Regions from separate parts of the Homo sapiens genome. Here region 1 is linked to region 2. Evidence: chromatin loops called from intact Hi-C (ENCODE). Cell type or tissue: heart left ventricle. All regions are shown on one strand. Links, peaks and the distances in the headings refer to the core of each region. The heading gives the core; the rest is flanking DNA. Region 1 overlaps TRAK2 (trafficking kinesin protein 2). Region 2 overlaps STRADB (STE20 related adaptor beta).

Evidence for each region. A loop is a pair of places that touch in the nucleus more often than their neighbours do. Peaks named below come from ENCODE experiments on the same cell type or tissue, not always from the same donor. Only the 100,000 strongest peaks of a DNase experiment are listed, where the experiment ranks them.
Region 1: a loop joins it to region 2, with 3 times the contacts of the local background. A loop is called at or near these places in 54 of 110 quality-filtered maps.

What each region holds. Positions count from the first base shown.
Region 1 is chr2:201,398,138-201,406,137 of GRCh38, reverse strand. It overlaps TRAK2 (trafficking kinesin protein 2), which reads left to right. Exons shown (of 16, transcript NM_015049.3): 4 at 5,044-5,120; 5 at 6,645-6,761; 6 at 7,784-7,993. Among named protein-coding and RNA genes, the nearest start is that of FLACC1, 45 kb to the right of the region's middle. In heart left ventricle, for the core only: no CTCF peak of the experiment used is centred there; no DNase peak of the experiment used is centred there; H3K4me3 peaks cover 342 bases; H3K27ac peaks cover 4,684 bases.
Region 2 is chr2:201,457,540-201,474,753 of GRCh38, reverse strand. It overlaps STRADB (STE20 related adaptor beta), which reads right to left. Exons shown (of 12, transcript NM_018571.6): 3 at 15,890-15,970; 4 at 4,702-4,801; 5 at 1,678-1,799; 6 at 1-107. Among named protein-coding and RNA genes, the nearest start is that of STRADB, 14 kb to the right of the region's middle. RefSeq lists an enhancer at 9,573-10,072. In heart left ventricle, for the core only: no CTCF peak of the experiment used is centred there; a DNase peak (open chromatin) is centred at 9,122; H3K27ac peaks cover 2,893 bases.

The DNA.
Region 1 (8,000 bases), core at 1-8,000, 64 kb after region 2:
CCAAAGGCTTTCTTGACGTTTTAGTTTGAGAATTTGCTTGCTTGAGATTTTTCTGGAAAAACATTTTTAGAAGGAACAGTATTTCTTATTTCTAGTTCCCTTTGTTCATTGAGTGTTTAAATTTCTGAGAACTTTCTTTTCTTTTCTTTTTTTTGAGACGGAGTCTCGTTCTGTTGCCCAGGCTGGAGTATAGTGGCACGATCTCGCCTCACTGCAACCTCTGCCCGCCCCGGGTTCAAGCAATTCTCCTGCCTCAGCCTCCTGAGTAGCTGGGATTATAGGCGGGCGCCACTATGCTGGCTAATTTTTGTATTTTTAGTAGAGACGGGGTTTCACCATGTTGATTGGGCTGGTCTCGAACTCCTGATCTTGTGATCTGCTTGCCTCGGCCTCCCAGAGTGCTGGGATTACAGGCGTGAGCCACTGCGCCCGGCCTAAATTGCTGAGAACTTTCAAACTGAAATTTCATCTGGATAAATTTAGTTTGTCATTATTTTGACAAAGCGTCACAGAAAGTGCCCTTTAGTTTATTTGTTCTTTGTGGACCCCTGCAATCAATGTCACTTGAGAAATTGTTAGAAATTCACATTCTTGGGCCCCCTACTCCACCTACAAAATTAGAAACTCTAAGGGTGAGACAGTCATAGCTGCCTGTGTTTTAAAGAGTCTTCCTGGTGATACTGATGCACACACAAGTTTGAGAACCACTGATACAAAGCATTGCCAACCAAAGCAAATGGCCATTTCACAGTGACATTAATTGGAGAATTAAGGAATCGGAGAGAGTGTATAATTTTGCAGATAAATATGGTCATAGAAATTATTACTTCCAATTGGTAGGTATACTTTTCCTCAGGCTCTGCCCTCAAAAATTATTAACCTGTACTGGCAGAAAAGAACATATGACTGATGAAGTTCAGGAAGCATTAACCATAAACCCAGTCATAGAGGTTAGCAGATTTATTTTTCCCTTAGATAAGCTCTCTCCTTCGGTTCCACAAGAGAATTAAGCTATACACCCTAAGACACTTAGCGTTTATACAGTGGATTACCTTATCACCCATGCATCATGTACTAGCTTTGTACAATTCTTGGGAGAATTGAGAAAATTGTCATTCAAATGGTCTGTAGGGCCTGATTCTCCCCTGGAATCCTGTTGAGAAAGACTGCCCTAGATGGTGTGTATCATCAGTTTCTCTCAGTCATTTTGAAGGCAGAAATGTTTGCTATATCGTAGCAGCAAGGGCTGTGGTCACTGCTTTAGGGTTAAAACCTCAAGACCTGCCTGTAGGTGTCAGGAGCTATTGTAGCTTTTACTATGCCATGTGGGCACTGTTTGTGTTTCATTTCTATTTTGTTGTTGTTTTTGTTGGTTTTGGTGTGGGAAAGTTGGAGAGTGCTGCAAGATTAGAATTCTTTTTGAAATTCTATAGTTGTGGTAAAAACTTTAGATCTTGAGAAGGGACATATGAGAGAACTATCAAGCACCATCTCATGTAAATGACAGATATTAGAATGGATTATCATTGGTGTTTCCCATCCTGAAAATAATGTGAGATTGAGCTAGTTAATGTGAAATTATGCAGGGACAGAACATAAAGTAAGGATTAGTGAAGTGCTTATGTATGTTAAACTCCCACCCTGTATTTTCAGGAACATTAGATTCTCCAAACATTACACCAAAAATGTTGAACATTAATTAACAACCTCTGGAAACCAAGTTGCAAAATTGTTCTGTAAAAATATCTATCGTCTCCCTGATGTATAAATACTTTTTTAGAGAGTTAGGGAAGTCTATGTCTGGAAATAAGCAAGGATCATTGCTAATTTCTGTATCATTTAACATATTTTCAACAACGAAAACTGACGGGAAAATAGGTTTTGATAGGATTGATTTTAACAAAGACAACCTGCTTGGCTACCTCTACATTCCTGGCTACAGAATTATGGTGAAGAACTAGTCTGTGGTTTTTGAAGCATTTAATTACAATGTCTAAATGCCAAGACTTTAAACACTTAAGAGTTTTGCCCTGAGTACTTTTGGAATCATTCCAAGCAGCATGTCTTTATCAGGAGTATTGTGTTAAGGAAGAGAAGACAGAACTGATTCCACTGCAGAGAGAAAAATCCATTGTTCTTTTCCATTGGAAAAGGAAAAATCCATTGTTCCTTTCTGTTTTGTGCCTGACATCTTTCTGTGCAACTGAAGAGGCCCAGCCTTTGTGGATTGGTAGTATCTAGGTTGCGCATTCGACATAAGAATTTGAAAATTCTGATTGCACTATCTAACTTTTTTGCCATAACAAATACTTAGGCATTTTAAAGTTCATTTTTGCTTTTTGAAACTTTTTAACAAAGGTTCCTGGGTTTTTGTGGGTTTTTTTTTTTTTTCTGTTTGGAAAATAACATTTGTTCTATGGAAAACTGGCAAAACGCTGAAAAGAAAACAGATCAGCCATAGTCCTTACCCAGAGATAACCACTATTAACATTTTAATGTATATCCTTTCAGGCTCTGTTGAATATAGATATTTATAGATATGCTCACACTTTAAAAAGCAAAATTGGGATCTATGCTGTTTTATTATATAACATGCATTCACAGGTGTATATGCTGGTATTTCATTAGACAAGGTCTTTTTTATGTTCTTAGTGGGGCTGCGGTAGAAACAGCAGCACAGTGGAAAGAGCTCATTACTGGACTCTTACATCATCTGAGTTTTTTCTAATGACCTTGTGAGATGAGCGTTATTATCATCTCCATACTAAAATTCCAGCTTTGCCACTAATAGCTTTCTTCGTGGTCTTGAACATGCCACATAATTTCTCTCAGAGAAGATTCCTCATACAAGAAAGTGAGATCATTAAACTAGATAACTTCTTAAGGTTCAGCTTTAAATTTTTATGCTGTGACAGATGGTAAGCATTTATAGGAAATATTTTTTCATTTTTCCTCACTAAAACATATTTTATTCTAAACATTTCTTCACTGTATTACTGTGTCCTTCATTTTTTTCTTCCCCTTTCATCATATATGACTTGTGGTTCACAGTTGTTTTTATATCCTTAACTTACTGGTCTTACTCCAAGTTAAATCTGCCACTTCATCTTTAACTCTGGTCAGTCATGTCATGTGTTTGTTAAACTCGTTGTATAAAAACTGATTTTAACTGAGCCTATAGGATGCCTGATTTTTGCTTTGGGTGTTAACCCCAGATTGGTGGTTTTAATTCCTGGCTCCAGGTCATTTTCAACACCTGGGAATCTTCTGCATACTACCAGCGCCACAGGGCTCCCTGAAATTAATTAAATCGGAATCTGGACTTAAGAGCCATTGCTCTATATTACATTTGGGTTTACAACCATTGTCTGGTTTTCTGTAATTAGTTTAGAGCATGGATATATTGATTTTATATTTTTCCCATAATTTTGTTATTGAGACCAGAAGTAAAGGAGACCATTCACTGTAAGTATTTGCCTTAATTATTTAATCCTTTGTTCCCGCTATGCTACCAAATTATATTGTGTCTATTCCTTAGGCCCAAAAGTCTGCTTCCCTTATCACTGTGGTTAAATCATTGTTAGTTTCTCTATTTGTAAATATAAATTCTTTTGGAGTACAAATGTTTATTTCTAGCTTTTAAGAAAAGTTTTTATATTTTCAGTTTAAATCTTTTTTAGTTATCTCCAATACCATCAAGCCAGCACTTTGTTTTACTTTTAACTAGGAATAAGGCTATTATTAATAATTAAGCTATAGGTAATTCCCAGATTCATTTTAGTCAGTGGTGCCAGGGAGAAAATAAGCTCAGATAAAAGTAAAACATATCTAATGATATCCCTTCATACTCAGTCGTGGGCACCCTAAAGTGTTAAGATGGGACTATGGAACTATGAATTACTGCCAATTCAGAGAATTTAAAGTCAGAATCATTTCATACCTACCAGTTCTGTTTAAGGAGTAGTAACTATAAACAGTTATATGATACGTAGCAGTTAACGAATACTTTATTGCTTAGTAGATTATCATGTTTGATCCTCTTAATAACCTCATGAGATGTGTTATCACCTCCATATTTATTATCTGAATCTCAGAAGGGTTAAGTGACTTGTTCCAGCTCACTAAAATTTATGAATTCAGCTTTTCTACTCCAAAGCCCCTGTCCTTTTCACACTTCAAGGCAAACTAGTTATAATAAAAGAGTCTAAGTCAAACACAGAATTATGTTCTGCAGTAACGTATCATGTTCAAAGTCAAAAGAGCCCTCTTTTGTTATGCATTATTAACTTTAAGATACTGTTTAGTGTGACTGGAATCATTGGAGTCATATTTGCCCTTCTCTTTTGAACTAAATTATCCAGGTACATTGACAATTCCTGAACTTGTGAAGTGCAGAAATACAGGGCTTGAATTATACAACTAATAATGTAGCATACAATTTATTTTATAGCTGAGACCTAGATGGGAGAAAGATTTTTATACAAGTAAAGGGTTTTTAATTAAGCCTAAAGGAATTATGGTTCATAACAGAACCAGAAAAAGTCCTTCAAATCCTGTTCCTTGTTTACATTAGCTCACATGGTAGATGATCATAGATGGTTATGATAATCACAGCAGAATTCCAATTAAATTCCTTTATAACAGCATAACCCCTCACTGATACCCCTTAGTAACTTTAATTTAGATTAGACTGTAAAGCAATCAGTAATTTAATCCATTCTCCCAGCCAAGATTCTCATAAGTGAGTGGCCAAACTTCCTGTCTTACCAGGGGAGGAGGAGATAGTCAAGATGTGACTGCCTTTTGATCATTTGATACTTTCTTAATTATTGTGTGGTATACACTTCGTTTGTAATGATTGGACTATTTCTTGAGTGTCTAATACATGAAACATTTCTTTTTTTTCACATATATTTTTATTCTCCTGAATGACTTTTTGTAAAAGGCTGGGGTTTTTGTTGTTGTTATCTCTCAATTCTTATTAATATTTAAATTTTTTCATTATTGCTAAAGCCTATAAATAGTTGTTTTTAACTATATTAGTTCTAGGCACAGACAGGGTGGAGCAGATGACCAAAACTTACAATGACATCGACATGGTTACACATCTCCTGGCAGAGGTAGGAATATCTTTTCTTTCTCCAGTACAAAAAGGTAAAACTTGAGGATCATTTGGAATCTATCAAATTTGCACATCAAATGGAAAATGTTGTACGTGCTCTGGGTTATTTTGTATAAGGTTGTTGCTACTGGAACAACTGACATTTCAAAGTAGAATGTTTCCTAAAGTTTATTATTGTAATGCTATACAGGATTTTTAGTTATTTATTTATTTAATGGTGTTGACTTGCCTCCCCTTCCTAGAAAAGCATTAATCTTAAAAAAAAAATCATTTTAAAATAATGCCTGCTGTTACTTACTCTACAGCAGAGCTGCCCATTCAGAAAGCAGTATCATTATCATTGCAAATCAATACCTGCAGTTTGGAGCATCTCCCCTTTTTTACTTTTAGTTTGGGCTGTGATTTGAGCTCACTTTGTCTATGGCATTTTTAATATGTATAGTGTATCTCCTCTAGTTGGCAATCAGTAGAGGTCTCCCTTTGTACCTGTTTCAGTTGATCTTATGGAAGACAGTCTTTCTTTAACATATCCTTCTCCCCTCTCCCCCCAGCTCTCCAGAATGATTTCTATGTATGCCATTTAGCGATTATTTAAAATGAGCCTTAAAAATGTGGAGATAATCCCTCCATTTTCATATGCCTATGGAGAGAAAGGATAGAAGCTTAATTTTATTTATATAATAATTACTGTAAGCAGATCATATATAAGGCAGTGAGATGTATATTGACAGTTTTCTATCCTATAGAATACAGTCTTCACCACTACCACACAGATGGAATTCCTATGCCCTTGCGAAGTATCACTATCTGCCCAGAAATAATAACTCTGGGTGGAAGCCTATTGCTTGACTTTTCTACAGACTTCCCTGCATTACCACCAGCTTCTTGAGACTTCTTTCTTCTCTATACTCTAGGCAGAATCCTGTGGCCTCAAAATTTCCAGTCTTTTATCTCCTGTTTTATTTCATATCATCATTCTTGAACCAGTTGACAACAGAGCTCTTGGCTGCACTTCCCTCTAAGCTGCTGAATGCACATAAGCTTTGCCCTAAATGGAACTCTTTTTTTACATACGTACCTGATCCATATCTTAAATACCTAATTCTGTATCATTACCATGCTTGATACACAATTGCTTTCAACAAATATTTGTTGAGCTTTTACTGTACAGACCCTATCCTCATTTTTAAAGACTATGTTGATTTTCCAATTCCCCAAAATTGTAAGTTTAAAGTTTGGGTTGCTAGACTCTTAATTTACTAGGATGATCAATAAATCTCACTTGATATCAAGAAAAGAGATGTCCTCTTGCATTTAGAACAGTGGTGGTCATCCATTTGACCAACGTTTTAAAGCACTACCTGTGTGCCAGACCCTGTGTTTATTCATTTTAATGAATGAATGAATCTTGATGCTTTCTAGGACGTTGCTTTTGATTTTACCAAAACTGACCACAAAATTTCTGAACTGCCATTTAACCTTGTTTATACTCAAAGAAAAGGTGTATTTGGTATTTTAACAGAGGGATCGTGATCTGGAACTCGCTGCTCGAATTGGACAAGCTCTCTTAAAGCGGAACCATGTCTTATCTGAGCAGAACGAATCCCTGGAGGAGCAATTGGGACAAGCCTTTGATCAAGTAAGCCTTTGATCAAATGTCTGCAGTATGAAATAATTAGGTTTTATGCAATTGAAAATTTATTTTCCTAGGTGTCCCTGAAATGATGGCAATAGATAAATAACACCAGTACTTGTTCACTTTGTTGGTGTCCATTAAACTAATCAGTAGAGAAATTAAATGTTAATTGTACAGAGGAGAACTCACGTAACTACCTTGGTCAACTTAAAGTCTATATTAAGTATCTGTAATACCTGTGGCACCCTGCTTAGATATTAAAACTATCCATACCCTTTTGTGTAGACTTTGTGTGTGATCTTATCTGAAATTTATTTTTAAAAAATAGGTACCCAAATATGTGGGTATCTTTATTCAAAAACCAAACAAAGGAAGAAAGTAAAAAGAAACTTTGAAAATATATTTATTCTATAGCAATAAACGTTTGTAGTGAGAACTGACTTATTATTAACTTGGATGGTTACATTTCAAATTTTCTGTAACTTGTTATTTTTATCTGGTTTCGTTTGTATTTTATGAATGCATTATGGATGATAGCATTTGAGCCTTTAGGTTGAAACTATTTGTTCCGAGAACTAAAATCAGTACTCCTAGGAAGACATGCACAGTGATATACATCTTAAAATTACAAGCCCTTATGATAAGAGTTTGAAGTAGGGATCTATTCTGATACTTTGAAGGTTCTTCAGTTTTGTCATGTTTTCAACTATGAATGTATTATTATCTTACGTGAATTTTTCTCCTATATTCCTATCATATATATACAATAAGAAAATTAGCTTTTCTTCTCACCTAGGAGGGAAAAAAGCTGTACTGTTGAATTAATGCTCTAAAATTGTAACTTAGGAGGTATCTGGGGTTTGTTATTCTCTTTTTAGTACTTGTTGCGTTAGTCAGTAAAACCTAGCAGCTGATTTTGTGATTTTCTTTTGTGATGAAAAATAATTGTTCCATGAATTAGAAGCTATATTGCTATAAATAATGCAAAATAAAGAACATGAAAATCAAGCATTTTATATGGACAGGTTAATCAGCTGCAGCATGAGCTATGCAAGAAAGATGAGTTACTTCGAATCGTCTCCATTGCTTCTGAAGAAAGTGAAACTGATTCCAGCTGTTCTACACCTCTTCGGTTCAATGAGTCCTTTAGCTTATCTCAAGGGTTGCTGCAGTTGGAAATGCTGCAAGAAAAGCTCAAGGAACTGGAAGAAGAGAATATGGCTCTTCGATCCAAGGTACGTT
Region 2 (17,214 bases), core at 4,802-12,801:
TAGGCCATAAATGGAGAAATAACCCAAAGCCAGCTGCCAACAGTGAAAACTGTCCAATAAGTTGTAATATTGGGATGCCGGAAAAAGTGGGATAGAATCACGGCTTTCTAGGATAAACACACAAGAGACAAGACATTTAAAAACAACTGTTTTTTCCTTATGATGAAAATGGCGGTCGTGGCAGCTAATACTCAAGGGTGCTTATTAGTGAAAGCACTGTTCTTAGTGCTTTTATCTATTTAAATCTCACAACCACTCCACAAAGTATGTGATATTATGATTCCCATTTTTCAGAAGACAACACTTAAAAATAAGTTAGAAAACCTGTCCAAAAGCATGCAATTAATAAAAAGAAGTGGAAGTAGAATGTGAACTTAGTTTCCCTCTAGGGTCATACTCTTAACAACTGTTCTATGTTCTTATCATAAAAACATTTAAAAATACATAAAAATCCCTCTATTGCTACCTCACAGAGAGCCACTGTTAACATTTTGGTATAGTTTCTCCTAGTCTTTTTTTGTTTGTGTAATATACATGTGCACATATAAATATTTTAAGAATTGGGGCCGGGCACGGTGGCTCACGCCTGTAATCCCAGCACTTTGGGAGGCCGAGGCAGGCAGATCACGACATCAGGAGATCGAGACCATCCTGGCTAACACGGTGAAACCCCGTCTCTACTAAAAATACAAAAAGTTAGCTGGACGTGGTGGTGGGCGCCTGTAGTCCCAGCTACTCGGGAGGCTGGGGCAGGAGAATGGCGTGAACCCGGGAGGCGGAGCTTGCAGTGAGCCAAGATCGCGCCACTGCACTCCAGCCTGGGCGACTGAGCAAGACTCCGTCTCGAAAAAAAAAAAAAAAAAAAGAATTGGAACAATATCCAAATAAAATCCTTTCCCCCTTTATATAAAAAATGATTAGTGACGATAAAAATGGTATTATAAGATACCTGAAATGCAATTCTGTCAAAATTTGTTATTCAGAAATTAATTTTGCTTAACTGGATGAAAAGGAAACTGTTTTTGATTTCTTCCATTTCCCTATGTGACTATTTAGGATGGGACTGACTAGGAGTATTGTAAAACTCCAGACTAGCATTTTGAATATGATATTCATTTGAAGGAGCAGCAGTTACCAAAGTTTGAATATATTTGTTCTTTCATATAATGAACCTGGCTTCCAAGTATTCTTTCCAATTCTGTAACTGCATGTTAATTAGAAGAAATCTGTATTTCCCTAACAGAAGAACTATTAGTTTGGGGGAGAAAATTCTTACAGATGTAATCTCCTCAAATAAACATTATATTAAATACAATCACCCCTTAGTATCCATGGAGCATTGGTTCCAGGACTGCATCCCCTGACCGCCTCCTACACACCACCCCATAAATGTACTAAAATCTAAAAATGCTCAAGTCCCTTGTATAAAATGGCATAATATTCGCATATAAGCTATGCACATCCTCCCATATACTTTAAATCATTTCTAGGTTACTTATAATGCCTAATACAATGTAAATGCTATGTAAATAGTTATGCTGTGTTTTATTTGTACTATTTTTTATTGTATTATTTATTTTAAAATATATATTTTCTATTCACAATTGGTTGAATCTGCAGATGTGGAACCAGTGGATACAGAGGCCCAACTGTGTATCATTTTCTTCATATTGTTACCTGTAAAGCTTTCAGGCGTTCTTCATTGCAGTTTTCCAGATTTGTAATTTTTATAGTTACCAGTGTTCCTGTGGGAGTATGCCGTGCAAGATGGACAGAAGTCAAGTTGTCAAATCCTCTTCCTGTAATCAGACATAAAACTCATGTTAGTAACCAAAGAAGAAAAAAAACTGACAATTTAGACATCATCAAAATTGAAAAGTCTTACTCTTCAAAAAGTACTGTTAAGAAAATGAAAAGGCACACTACTGATTCAAAGTATTAATAATACTTATCAAGCAATCCAATTAAAAAACAGGCAGAGGATTAAACAGGCAATCCACAAAATAAGATATAGGAACAGCCAATATGCCTATGAAAAGATGCTCAAGATAGAGAAATGCAAATTAAAACAGTGACACACCATTACATATCTATTATGATGACTAAAATTGTGACTTGATAAACCAATTGCGATATACTCACACAATGGAATGCTACTCGGCAATCCCATCCCCACTCCCAGTCCCTGGCAACCACCAATCTGATTTTTGTCACATAAATGGTATCAAAAAGAACACAGTTGTCAACTTCTTTTGTGTTTAGCTTCTTTCACTTGGCATATGCTTCTGAGACTCATCCACGTTGCTGTATGTATCAGCAATTAATTTCTATTGCTGAGCAATAAACAATTGTATGGCTATACCACAATTTATTTATCCATTTATAATGCTGATGGTGGCTATTAGCTTGTTTTCAGTTTTTGGTGACTATAAAGCTGCCAAAAACATTCCTATACAGGTTTTTAAGTAGACATGTGTTTTCATTTATCTTTGGCAAATATCTGCGAGTGAGATTGCTGGGTCATGTGATAAACATATGCTTAACGTTATAAGAAGTTGCCAAATTGTTTTCAAAAGTGGCTGAATCATTTCATATTCCCACAAACAATGTATAAGAGCTGTCACTGCCTGACATACTCACCAGCATTTGATATCATCAGCTTTTTAAATGTAAAACACCTAGAGTGGCATCTGCTGGCAGCCACCTAATAAATATTAGTTACCTCCCTCTCTCCATGGTCACCAAATTTTGTCAGTTTTATTTTTGAAATGAAGTTAATCTCAAATTCGTCTCCTCCCCTCAGTGTCAGCATCACTGACTTAGTTTGAGCCCTGTCCTGTTGCCCTGGATGTATGCAGTGACTCCCTCATATGCCCTGAATTCTCAGCCAGGGCACACACCAGAATTACTGAGGGAACTACTGCAAAATGCCTCTGCCTTGGCCCTACTCCCAAGAAACCCTGGTTCAGTAGCTCTGTGATGGAATATAGGTGCTGTAATTTTAAAAAAGACACAGGTAATGAAGATGACACTTCTGGTTGTGCATTGCTGATCTACTACATCTTCCTGACTGTTGCCTGAGTTGTTTTAAATTTGGCATTTTATCAATAGCAGGTCCTGCAGCAGCTGAGAGCTTAGATCCTACAGTCAGAAAGATCTGGTTTCAAATCACTAACTGTATGACTCAGAGCCTCGGTATCCTCATCTGCGAAATGGGAGTGGCAAAGGGTTAAAGAAAAAAATACATAATGTTCAGCATAATGCCTGTTAGATGCTATTATTGTCATCATGATTCCACAATGTCTCTCTAGCGGAAGGACAATTCCAAATCTCCACCTTAAATCCTCTGAGTAATAAGGAGGGTAGGTTGTGGAGGCCATTCTAAATCCAACCACATGAAGTCCTTCACAACGTGTTCCAAACCTGCCTTTCCAGATTCATCTCCTACCACTGCCTACTCTCCCCTTGTTCCCACTTGCAGTCACAGAGGAACTATATGGTATTCTCCCCTAACCATCCTTCCTCAGTCATTTACTGAGGTAAACATGTTTTTACCTTTTTAGAATTGGCACCATTTGAAACTCCTTTCTAATTTTGGGGCATTTGCCACTTTGTGTTATTTCAAAAAGGTCAGATCCTTACTCTCCCTTAGTCTCCTTGACCCTGGCATGCGACCTATGCTTGGCCAACTGGAGTACGGAGTGAAGGACAAAGCAGCAGCAGTCGTCAGAGCTATCAGCAGGGGGCCAGCGTCTGGTGGCGGGCAGTACATTCACTAGGCTGCTCCTATTCCACAGTCCTGGTCCTTGTCATGCAGCTTCTCTTGGCTTCTTCCAAGCCTAGTTCTCTAGCCAATAATTCTGTGAGTTAGCAGCACTGTTCAAATATTCCTTTTTCACTTAAGTTAGCCAGGATTGTTTATGTTGTCTATAACAAAACCTATGACTAGAATATCTAGCAAACTCTTCCTCATTCAAGATCCAGCCCCTTTTTGCCATCTCTCTTAACTCCCAGAGGTGGTTCGTTGTATGCTCCATCTTCTCTGTTCCCATAACACTTAGGACATACCTCTACTAAAGTACCCTCCAGTGCATAAAACGAAGCTATATTGTGTCTTCATCTTCCCAGAGATGATGTCAATTCCAAGTGTTCTACCATGCTTTGTTTCCCTAGCACCTAACACAATCACCGGTGTGTAGTGTTTAATAGATGTTTCTAAATATTCAGAGCAAATGTTTCACATATGTAAAGCTATAAACAATAACCCATCCTATTCCACACTTAACTGAAAAAGCTTTCTACTACAAATGATATTTTAGATAAATTTTTAAACTGAGAAGCAATTTAAAGGATTGTGACTGAAAAGATTTAGATGACTTGATTTTACTTCATACCCAGTAGAAATTATACCCATAAAATAGATGCTTCCCACAATAAACACACAAATAATAAGTATTTAGTGTCTTCCTCATCTAAATGTACTTCAATGGAAAAGTAAACGTTCTAGACAGTAATCTTGAAAAAATCTGAGTCATTATTTTAAGATAGACATAAATTAATTGAATCCACTTGACTGACACAATTAGCATCTAGTTTTATGCTGGAGGTAACAACAGAAAAACACTTGCCCACAAAATAATCTTTTTGTCATCAATTTAATTTCTAGCACTGAAGGGTCAATTAGAAATTCAGGATTATTACCTATTTCTACTTGGAGCTCATAGTGAGAAACGTTGGTGGAACATAGTACTTCACTGGCTCTAGTGGATGGACGTGACCAGGAAAGGGTTGGCTCATCAACCTGCATTTGTTTTTAAAGATAAAAACAAAATAGATGAACTTCTTGGTCCCCCTGCCCTAATATAAAACACTGGTGTTATATTTTCAAACACAGAGGTGCTCATTAGGAAGGTACTGCAAGGTGGCTTAAGACACTGTTTTAAGATCTAAAATGAATTTACCAATTGCTCATTGATGTTAGGTAGAAAGCTGTTAGCCTATGGAGAGGGCAGGAAAAGCAGATTTACAGATAGCAAGGAATACTTCCCAGTGTAATTTCCAGTAAAATGTTTAGGAGTTGCGAAGAATGTTAATTCTTCAGGATAGCTGACAAATGTACCAAGCGAAGAGCTGCAGGGACCTGTGAGGGATATTCTATGCTTGTGCTCTTGCTTTAAGCTAGAGCCATATTTCACAAGGTACATGCTCTGCTACTGAAGATGTTAACAGTCAAGGAACAGTTTCCAGACTGCAGCCTATTAAAATTGCTGATGAAGTTTTTTGCAAGATGAATCAGATGGGAGGTCAGAAAGAAAAATCAAAGAAGACAGACCTCCTAAGTGAATGACCAAGTACTGATAGGAGGTCTCATGGTGTGCTTTGGAGTGAGAGTCAGGTTTGCACCTGAATACAGTGACAGTGAAATAACATGGATGTATGAAAAAGAAGCCTAAACTACTGGCTTCATATGATAACCATGAGGGTCTCCCAATGGACATAACTACTCCAAAGGACACTTAGGAGCCTCTACAGACAGATGGCAGGGGAAGGAAGAAAGGGGAAAAATAACATTACTATGTGCTAGGAATTGTGTTAACTCCTTTTCACATTCTTGGCTCTTTTTAATCAAGAGACAGAGATGGAGTTTGAAACAGTGACAGGATTAAATGTTCCCTAAACTTTAAGAGAGCAGGAAAAAAGGAATTATAAACCCATGGCTAAAGATAAATAAGGCTGACTATTGTTCAAGAGGAATGAAAGAATGTAAAAAGAAATTCTACTATACGATTGGAAATAATCCTGATGAGAAAACAAATCAAAATAAAGCAATTTAGTTTCTCTTTTTTTCTGCCTCTTTACAATCTGATGGAAGCAATTCAGTTTCTTTAAAACAGGTAGTCTTCAGATAAACTCAGATTTAATGACCACATAAAAGAGACAGAAAGAACATATAACAGCTTTAAAAATTTTTTAAGTGATATCAACCTGTAAGCCTGTCGGGAAGGCTAGAGATGTAATGAGCTAAGGCTTATAATTCACAGGCTTGGAAAAAAACGGCATAATGTTACTGGGTGATGGACTAAAATCACAACTAATCAGCCTCTATTTTGCTTCCATCTATTCCATTGGGGAATTAGTCTTATTTAAACTAGAAGGGACACATGTTGTAAATAAGTATTCAAAGCTCTAAACAGGTTGTTTTAAGTAGGTTCAAACCTCCAGGCCCAGGGCAATTACACTTAGGATACGAAGTTTGCAACTATGATAGAACTCAGATGAAAAACCAGAATAAAAGTAGCAAACAATGACCCAATTTTCAAAAAGGGAGAAAACTACAAAGGGGCAAGCTTGATGCTGTTGCCCAGCAAAGTCAGAGATCAAATTATTCAATAGGTGAATTATGGGCACTTTAAAAAGCCACATGGTAATCACAAGAAGACAACTCAGATTTACTAAGAGTAAATCATCCCAAACTAACCTCACTTCTCTTTTTCATTTGACCAGTTAGATGATAGAAAGCAAAAATTATGGCAAAGTCCTTGCCTTTGCTCTGTTAAACTTTTTAATGACTTCCTGAAACTGAAAAAGGCTGGCTTGAAAAAAGAAAAAGTATGGATCATGCATTGTTGGGCATAGCTAATTACCAAAAAAAAAAAAAAAAAAAAAAAGAAAAAAAAAAGGCAGGACTCACAATCATCCTGAACAGCTAGAAAACTGGGCCCAGATCAGTAAAATTTTACAAGGATAAATGCAAAACCTTACACTTAAGTTAAAAAAAAAAACAAAAAACCAATAGCCTAAATACAAAATTGAGGATACCAGGTTTATGACTCAGAGGTTTCAGTCAATACCATGACAGAGAAGGTTAAATAAAAGCACAATATTGAGCTACATTTACAGAAGCAAAATTGAGCAGACTGGAAGAGACAAGAGTTTCACTGTATTCTGAAATGATTAGTATCTGGAGCACCATGGATAATTGAGACACCACAATTTAAGAGGGAATTGTAAAATGGTGATTGTAAAATGGTGATGCCTAGAGAAGGCCAACCAAATTGGTGAAGGTTCCAGCAACAATGAAGGAGTTGGAAATATTTAATCTGGAAAAGAAAATATTAAGAATATATATAGTTGCCATTTGCAAGTGGCCAAAAGACTAATATAGAAGGGTAAACAATTGTTCAGCGAGAAGAGCTGAGATCAACAGATAGAAGCTCCAGGAAGTAGATTTCAGTTCCGCCTAAGAAATATGGAGTAACCGGTGCCATCCAAGTGTGGCTCAGGCATCAAGCTGCCTCTTTCCATTATCCTCTCTCCATTGATATATTTGGAGGTTGGACGACCACCATTGACAGTAGTTGAGCTACAGGGAGGTACAAGAACTGGAAGTGAAGAGGGAATGGTCAGCAATTGGAAGGCTAGGAAAAGAAAAGTTTTGATGCCCACAAATGTCTGCTTGCAGCGAAAGGAAGTACTGTGATATGAATTTCAAGTACTTTGACAGCTGTCATTACTTCTCCATTATACATTAAACTGCTTCTAATTATGATTTGGTTTCCCATGTAACTTTTCTATAAGAGTGGATTGATAATACAATGTAAGGGCACCATTTCCTCTGGCACTGGGAGACTGGGTTTGTAATGAGCTTGATTAATGTGGATCTGATACTGAAATATGGCTCCACTCTAGGTTTGCTGACTAAATCCAGTTTATGATCCTAAGAGGCTGAGGAACAGACCCTACATCATAGTTCAATAATCAAGCCAATGAATAGCACTCTGAAGTGTTTTCAGAGAGATCCTGCCAGACTTTTACTTGTGGTGAAACATACCTTTCTGTATGTTTCTATTTTTCTATGATGACTATTTTTCTATGATGGAGCTCTTTTTATTTAAATTTCTACAATGAACTCTCAGAGATATTGTAGAGAACACTCCCTACATTAGTTGAAAATTAGACCAGATGGCCTCTCATGAATCACTGTAATGCTAAAATTGCATTATTTTAAAAAGCATCTCAGCTCAAACATCACAGCCTTTCATTTGCAAAGGTTAACTATAGAAAATGAATTTTCCTACAGATAGAGGGGTTTCCGAAGTTATAGGAGACATAAATCACTTGGAAAACCAGACTGTCCTCCAAACATGATATTTTAACATAAAATTTAATTCTATCTATAAAGTCCAGGCCAATGGAGAACAAGTTGTCCAAAGAAAAGACAACAGATGGTGTTTTACAGCATGACTCAGAGAGCGCACAAGGAAGTTTTTCTAGTCATCAGGCACCAGTTTCCAGCTGGTGTCAACTTACATTATACAACTTTTCCAATTCATTTTTCCATGAGAGACTTCAGATTATGCTTCTGCTTCTCTCACTGAAGATTTTAGTCTAAGTCTACTAACAGAGAGAGATGTGACATTTCAATCCTTAAATTATAAAAAGGCTCCAACCTGAAGGTTTGAAGGATTCAGGTGGCAGCTGTGAACGTTTGCTTAGTTCTAGGCCTCTCTCTCAGTAACAGCATGGAGACAAGAATCACTTTCCTTTCTGCCTCACCCAAAGGGAATTACTTAAATTAAAACTCAGACTGGGAGGGAGGTGGATAAAGATGGCTGAATGGAACCCTCCAGCAATCTTCCCTCACCCTTCAGGAACACCAAATTGAACAACTATCCAAACAAGAAGGCACCTTTGTAAGAATAAAAAATAAGGTGAGCTATCACAGTACCTGTTTTTAACTTCCTATCACTGAAAGAGGCACTGAGCAGGGTAGGAAAGACAGTCTTGAATAGCTGATGCCTCCCCTCCCGCATCCCCCGGGGAGGGAGAGTGCAGTGATTGTGGGACTTTGCACTGGAACTCAGTGTTGCCTGTCACAGCAGAGAGCAACACAGTAAAGAATGCAGCCAGTGCCCAAGGAGGGAGCATTTAGATCAGCCTTAGCCAGAGGGGAATCACCCATCCCAGCAGCTGGAACCTGAATTCCAGCAAGCCTTGTCTGCCACCACAGGCTGAGGCCCTCTGGGGTCCTAAATAAACTTGAAAGGTAGTCTAGGCCATGAGGACTGCAATTCCAGGGCAATTCCTGGTGCTGTGCTGGGCTTGGAGCCAGTGGACTTGGGGGGCCCATGACCTAGTGAGACACTAGTCAGGGCAGCCAAGGGAGTGCTTCTGTCACTCCTATTCCAACCCCAGGCAGTGCAGCTTGTAGCTCCAGGAGATTCCTTCCTTTCCCTTGAGGAGGGGAGAGGAAAGGAAAGAATAAAGAGGACTTTGTCTTGCAACTTGGATACCAGCTCAGCCACAGTAGAATAGGGTACCAGGCAGAGTCCTGAGGCCCCCATTCCAAGCCCTAGCTCCTGGACAACATTTCTAGACACACCCTGGGCCAGAAGGGAAACTGCTCCCATGAAGGGAAGGACCTAGTTCTGGCAGGATCCATCACCTGCTGACCAAGACCTTGCGCCTTGAATAAACATCAACAGTATCCAGGCAGTACCTGCTGTGGGCCTTGGGTGAAACTCAGGGCCATGCTGGCTTCAGGTGTGAACCAGCACATTCCCAACTGTGGTGGCCACAGGTAGAGGCTCCTTCTGGTTGAGTAGAGGAGAGGGGACAGTAAAGGGGGCTTGGTCTTGCAGCTTGGGTACCAGCTCAGCCACAGTAGGCTAGAGCACCAAGCAGACTCCTGGGGTCCCTGATTCCAGGCCTTGGCTCCTGGATAGCACTTCTGGACTGGCCCTGGGCTAAAGGGTAGCCCACTGCCCTGAAGGGAGAAACCCAGGCCTGGCAATATTCACCACAAGCTGACAGAAGAGCCCTCGGGCCTCAAGTGAACACTGGCAATAGCCAGGCAGGACTCTGCAATGGGCCTGGGACAATGGTGGCCATGAGGAGAGACTCCTTCTGCCTGAGGAAAGGAGAGGGAAGAATGGGAAGGACTTTGTCCTGTGGTTTGGGTGCCAGCTCAGCTGCAGTAGAATAGAGCACAAAGTAGATTCCTAAGGTTCCTGACCCATGGCCCTGGCTCCCAGAAGGCATTTCTGGACCCACCCAGGGCCAGGTGGGGAGCTCACTGCCCTGAAGAGAAGGACACAGCCTGGCTGGATTCAACACCTGGTGACTGAAGAGCCCTTGGTATCCTTGAGTGAACATCCAGCTGGGCAGTGGTGGCTGCAGGCCTGGGGCAAGACCCAGTGCTGTGCTGAGCTTCAGGTCTGACCCAGTGCAGTCCTAGTGGTGGTGGCAACAGGGGTAATTGTGTCACCCCTCGCCCAGCTCCAGGCAGCTCAGCATGGAAAGAGAAACTGTTTGGGGGAAAAGTAAGGGAAGAAAACGAGATTCCCTGCCTAGTAATCCAGGTAATTCTCTCAGACCTTACCCAAGACCACCAAGATGGTACCTCTGTGAGTCTGCAAGAGTCACAGTTTTGCTGGGCTTGAAGTGGTCCCTAATGCAGATAGAGTTACAGTGACCAAAGACTTAGATCACAATACTCAATTCCCTGTGAATACTTGGAAAGCCTTCCCAAGAAGGATGGGTACAAATAAGTTCAGCCTTCAAAGACTATGATAAATACGTAACTCTTCAATGCCCAGACATTAATGAACATCCACAAGCATCAAGAACATCTAGGAAAACATGATTTCACCAAATGAGCAAAGTAAGGTACCAGTGACCAATCCCGAAGTGACAGAGATACGTGACCTTCCAGACAGAGAAGTTGAAATAGCTGTTTTGAGGAAGTTCAACAAATTTCAAGATAACACAGAGAAGGAATTCAGAATCCCATCAGATAAATTTAACAAAGAGATGGAAATAATTTTTTAAAAATCAAGCAAATTCTAATTCAACTGACATACTGAAGAATGCATTAGAGTCTCAATAGCAAAACTGATCAAGCAGAAGAAAGAATTAGTGAGACTGAAGACAGGCTATTTGAAAATACAGAGAAGACAAAAGAAAAAAGAATATGAAAGAATGAAGCACACCTATAAGATCTAGAAAACAGCCTCAAAAGGGCATATCTAAGATTTATCGGCATTGAAGAGGAGGTAGAGAAAGAAATCAGAATAGAAAGTTTATTCAAAGGGATAATAACACAGAACTTTCCAAGCCTAGAGAAAGATATCAATATCCAAGTATCCAAGAAGTTATCCAAGTATCCAAGATATCAATATCCAGTATCCAAGAAGGTTATGGAACACCCAGCAGATTTAACCCAAAAAAGACATTTAACAATCAAACTTCCAAAGGTCAAGGATAAAGAAAGGATACTAAAAGAAGTAAGAAAAAAGAAAGAACATATAAAGGGGCTCCAATACATCTTGCAGCAGACTTATCAGTGGAAACCTTACAGGCCAGGAGAGAGTAGCACAACATATTTAAAGTGCTGAAGGAAAACCTTTTTTTTTTTTTTTTTGAGACAGTCTCACTCTGTCACCCAGGCTGGAGTGCAATGGTGCAATCTTGGCTCACTGCAACCTCCACCTCCCAAGTTCAAGCAATTCTGCCTCAGCCTCCCAAGTAGGCGGGATTACAGGCGTGTGCCACCACGCCCAGCTAATTTTTTGTATTTTTAGTAGAGATGGGGTTTCACCATGTTAGCCAGGATGGTCTCAATCTCCTGACCTTGTGATCCACCCACCCTGGCCTCCCAAAGTGCTGGGATTACAGGTGTGAGCCACCAAACCCAGTGAAAAACTTTCATAGTTTATCCAGTGAAAATATCCTTCAAACATGGAAGAAGAACTTTCCCAGACAAACAAAAGCTGAGGGATTTCATCAATGCCAGACCTCTCCTACAAGAAATGCTAAAGGGAGTTTTTCAATCTCAAAGAAAAGGTTGTTAACGAGCAGTAAGAAATTATCTGAAGGTACAAAACTCACTGGTAATAAATACACAGATAAAAACAGACTATTATAACATTGTAATTGTGGTGTGTAAACTACTCATATCTTTAGTAGAAAGATTAAAAGATGAACAAATGATAACTGCAATACCTTTTCAAAATAGTACAAGAAGATATAAATAGAAACCATAAAAACTTAAAAAACAGGAGGAATGAAGTTAAAGTGTACAGTTTTTATTAGTTCTCTTCGCCTGTTTGTTTTTGCAATCAGTGTCAAGTTGTCACTTTAAAATAACATGTTATGTTATTTGCAAGCCTCATGGTAACCTCAAATCATAAAATCTACAACACATACACACACAACAAAATAAAAAACAAGAAACTAAAACATACTGCCAGAGAAAATAAACTTCACAAAAAAGAAGAAGACAGGAAGGAAGGAAGAGAATACAAAACAAATAACAAAAGCCAGCAGTTAAGTCCTTATCAATCATAACACTGAATGTCAATGGATTAAACTCTCCAATGAATAGACATAGAGTAGCTGAATCGATTAAAAAAAGATTCAATTATCTGTTGCCTACAAGAACCACACTTCACCTATAAAGACACTCATAGACTGAAAATAAATAGTGGAAGAAAAATATTCCATATAAATGGAAACCGAAAAAGAACAGGAATCGATATACACATATATCAGGCAAAATAAATTTCAAGGAAAAACTTATAAAAAGAGACATGGAAGGTCATTATATAATCCTAAGCAAAAAGAACAAAACTGGAGGAATCACATTACCTCACTTCAAATTATACTACAGAGCTATTATAACCAAAACAGCATGGTACTTGTATACAAACAGACACACAGACCAATGGAACAGAACAGAGAACTCAGAAATAAATCCATACTACAGTGAACTCATTTTTGACAAAGAAGCCAAGAACATACACTGGGGAAAGGATAGTCTCTTCAATAAGTGGTGCTGGGAAAACTGGATATTCGTATGCAGAAGAATGAAAGTAGACCCCTATCTCTTGCTATATTAAAAAATAAAATTGAAATGGATTAAAGACTTAAATCTAAGACCTCAAACTATGAAATCACTACAAGAAAAGATGGAGGAAGCTGTCCAGGAAATTGGTCTGGGCAAAGATTAATTGAGTTATACCCCAAAAGTAGAGGCAATCAAGCAAAAATGGACAAATGAGATCACAGCAAGTTAAAAAGCTTCTGCACAGCAAAAGAAAAAACAAAGTGAAGAGACAACCCACAGAATGGGAGAAAATATTTGCAAATTACCCATCTGATAAGGGATTAATAACCAGAATATATAAGGAGCTCAAACAATCCAATTTAAAAAATCTAACAATCTGATTTAAAAATGGGCAAAAGATCTAGAAATAAACATTTCTCAAAAGAAGACATACAGTTCTGGGCACATTGGCTCAGACTGTAAGCCCAATACTCTGGGAGGCTGAGGTGGGAGGATCACTTGAGGCTAGGAGTTCAAGATCGGCCTGGTCAACATAGTGAGACCTCTTTTAATTAGCTGGGTGTGGTAATACACACCTGTAGTCATAGCTTATCAATAACCTGAGGTGAAAGGATTGCTTGAACCCAGGAGTTAAAGGCTGCTGTGAGCTATGATTACACCACTGCAGTGCAGCTGGGTGGCAAAGCAAGATGCCATCTCTAAAAAAAATAGAAATAAAAATAATTTTTTTTAAAAGATGACATACAAATGGCAAACAGGTACATGAAAAAGTGCCCAACATCACTGATCATCAGAGAAATGCAAATCAAAACTACAAGGGAATATCATCTCACCCTAGTTAAAATGGCTTTTATCCAAAAGACAGGCAATAACAAATGCTGGTGAGGATATGGAGAAAAGAGAATCCTCATATGCTGTTGGTGATGATGCAAATTAGTACAACCACTATAGAGAACAGTATGGAGGTTCCTCAAAAAACTAAAAAAAAAAAAAAAAACTACCATATGATCCAGCGATCCCACTGATAGGTATATATCCAAAAGAAAAGAAATCAGTATATTGAAGAGATATATACACATCCATGTTTATTGCAGCACTACTGACAATAGCCAAGACTTGGAAGAAACTTAAGTGTCTATCAACAGATGAATGGATAAAGAAAATGTGGTACATATGTACAATGGAATACTATTTAGCCACAAAAAAGAATGAGATACTACCATTTGCAACAACATGGATGGAAGTGAAGGACACTATGTTAAGTGAAATATGGCAGGCCCAGAAAGACAAACTTCACATGTCACTCACCTGTGGGAGCTAAAAATTAAAACAATTGAACTCATGGAGATAGAGAATAGAGGCCAAGAAGGGGTGCAGGGCAGAGTGGAGATGGTTAATGAGTACAAAAATATAGTTAGATAGAATGAGTAAGATCTAGTATTTGATAACATGACAGAGTGACTACAGTCAACAATAACTTATTATACATTTTAAAATAACTGAAAGTATAATTGGAATGTTTATAACACAAAGAAATGATTTATGCTTAAAGTGATAGATAAACCATTTACCCATTTAGTAATTATTACATATCATATGTCTGTATCAAAATATCTCAGGTACCCCATAAATATATACATCTTCTATGTACTCCAAATTTTTTTTTAAAAAACCCCTCAGATACTACTTCCTATTTTATGAAGAGACAGGTAACCAGAAGACTAGGGTATTAATGAATAAAAAGCCAAATAACAGAAATAAAGACAGCTGAAGATAGGACTGGGGGTTAAATTATAAGCAAAATTAACTGGGATTCACTAATTTTGTAGTGAATAAGGCATTTGCAAGGTAGGTTCCATTCTGTAGTAAAAAATGCAGTATAAAGTACGGAATAAGGAGAGGAAAAGATCCCAAAGAAATATCCTTAGATATATCTAAGATACACGGGAGCAGAACCAAATAAAAAGTGTAAGTGGAAAGGCTTCACAGATACAATATTTGAACCAATTCTTTATGGATGAGGAAGAATTTCAGAGGCAGAAAAGAAAGAAGAGTATCTCAAGTAGAGAATGAAACTAAGACATATTCTACACCAGTAAGAGCCCTCATATTATGCTAATTTAGACTTTATCCCATAGGCTTTAGGAAGCCAATGGAAGTTTCAAAGCTGGAAAGCGATACAAGCAGGCCTGTATTGGTAGCATTACTGAACACTGAACAGATGTGAGTGGTGGGAGAAGACTATGTGTGTGTCTAGGAGCCTAGAGGCAAGGAGTCCACCTGCAAGAGCCCAGGTGAGAGACAATGAGACCTGAGCAGTAGCAGTGCTCATGTGAAGTAGGGGATAGACCCCAGGGCATTTCAGAGACAGATAATAAATATGGGGACAGAGGTAGAGGCCGTGTGAGGATAACTCTAAAGTTTTTAGTTAGGATGACATAGTAGATGAGTTTTCATTAGACAAAGTAGGAAATACCATGAGTTGGTGGGTTTGAAAGAAGATTAAGGTTTTATTCAAACTGAGTAGAGATGCCTTAGAAAAATCCAATTGGAGGTATTCTAGAGACACGTCTGTTGCCCAGGAAAGAGTCTGGGGTTGCAGGTAAAAATCTGAGAAGCATCAGTTCTGCTTGATGCCAGGGTCCCCTCAGGAAACCTGTGGTAACTCCAGGACAATCTGAAATCTGAGCAACTGAAGTCATAGGAACAGGTGAAACTGCTTAGGAAGAGCCACTTTAGGAAGAGCCACTTTAGGAAGAAGAGAAATGGCCAGTTATAGACTCCTGGAAAATGGCAGGAGGAAGAAATAGTAAAGGACACTGTAAAGAAAAAGAAATAGAAGAGAAGTAGGAGTGAATAGTATTACAGAAGGCAAAGTTAGAGCATTCATTGTACTCAACCATTTTTTTTAAAGATGAGATCTCACTATGTTGCCCAGGCTGGTCTCGAACTCCTAGGCTCAAGTGATTCTCCTGCCTTGGCCTCCCAGAGTGTTGGGATTACAGGTGTGAACCACTGCATCCAGCCTAACCATTTTCTTACCAAGTATTGATGGATACTGGTTTCAGACTGTTTTTCAGGTCTGAGTGATTCAACTTGTGTTCTTGAAGTGCAGAAGCAATCCTGGAAGTCAGAAATGCATTATATAAGTGAAAAATAAGTTACAGGATAAGCAGGGGTGGTATGTAGATACAAAAAGGTCTAATGACTACAGTGGGGAAAAGAGAGGAAGGGCAACTTGCAGAAACTTGGAATTGAAGCCAGGATCCACATCATGAGGAACTCAGCATGGGAGAGAAGGGAGAAGTGGCTGGGCATGCAGACAAACTTCATATATGTGAGAATTTTATTTGGTGCTATCACTGATCCTTGCCCTCTTTTCTTGATGTCATAATAATTCATTTTAACTGTTGGTGTTAATTTTTAACTCTGTCTGTCAACATCACTGAGGTTTTCTTCTGAATATTTAGCCAAAGATTATTCTGCTGAATTCATTATAATTATTTTTATTTTGATCCTCAGCTATCTTAAGTATAGAAACCATGTTTATTCACATTAAGCCACATATTGAGTGAAAAAATAATTGTTTTTAAAGGTGATAAACATCTCTAATTATAACTCAAAGCAAATTAAAAGAGACTTACTTTTATTATCGCAATTTACATTTTTCTGCATATTAACCCATGGTTCTATTATTATTTATTGCCAATAAAGAAATGTAACACCTACATGTGATTTATCACATCATCAATCAGTGGGGTGAAGCTGACATACTATTTAGGAAGAAAAAGTATGTCAAAAGAAAAGTATAAACACATTGTATGAGAGGCTTTTATAACAAGATAACTTCAATATTTGAAAAAATTTCTTTCTTTTTTTTTTTGAGACGGAGTCTCAGTCTGTCACCCAGGCTAGAGTGCAGTGGTGCAATCTTGGCTTGATGCAACCTCTGCCTCCTGGGTTCAAGCAATTCTCCTGCCTCAACTTCCTGAGTAGCTGGGATTACAGGCACCTGCCACCACGCCCCGCTAATTTTTGTATTTTTAGTAGAGATGGGATTTCACCATGTTGGCCAGGCTGGTTTCAGACTCCTGACCTCAATCAAGTGTTCCGCCCACCTCAGCCTTCCAAAGTGCTGGGATTATAGGCGTGAGCCACCACAGCCATTTCAGAATTTTTCATTTCAAGCATCTTATTTTTATATTAACATTAAAGTACAATATCAAATGAGTCTCTTAAGATATGTCTACCTATGTCTACTTAACACTTTGTAGTCAATTACTTAAATATAAATTTCCTTTTAAGATATGCCAGAATTTCTCACTAATCAAACTAGTCATTGTCCCAGTTAGCCTTCATTACTGATT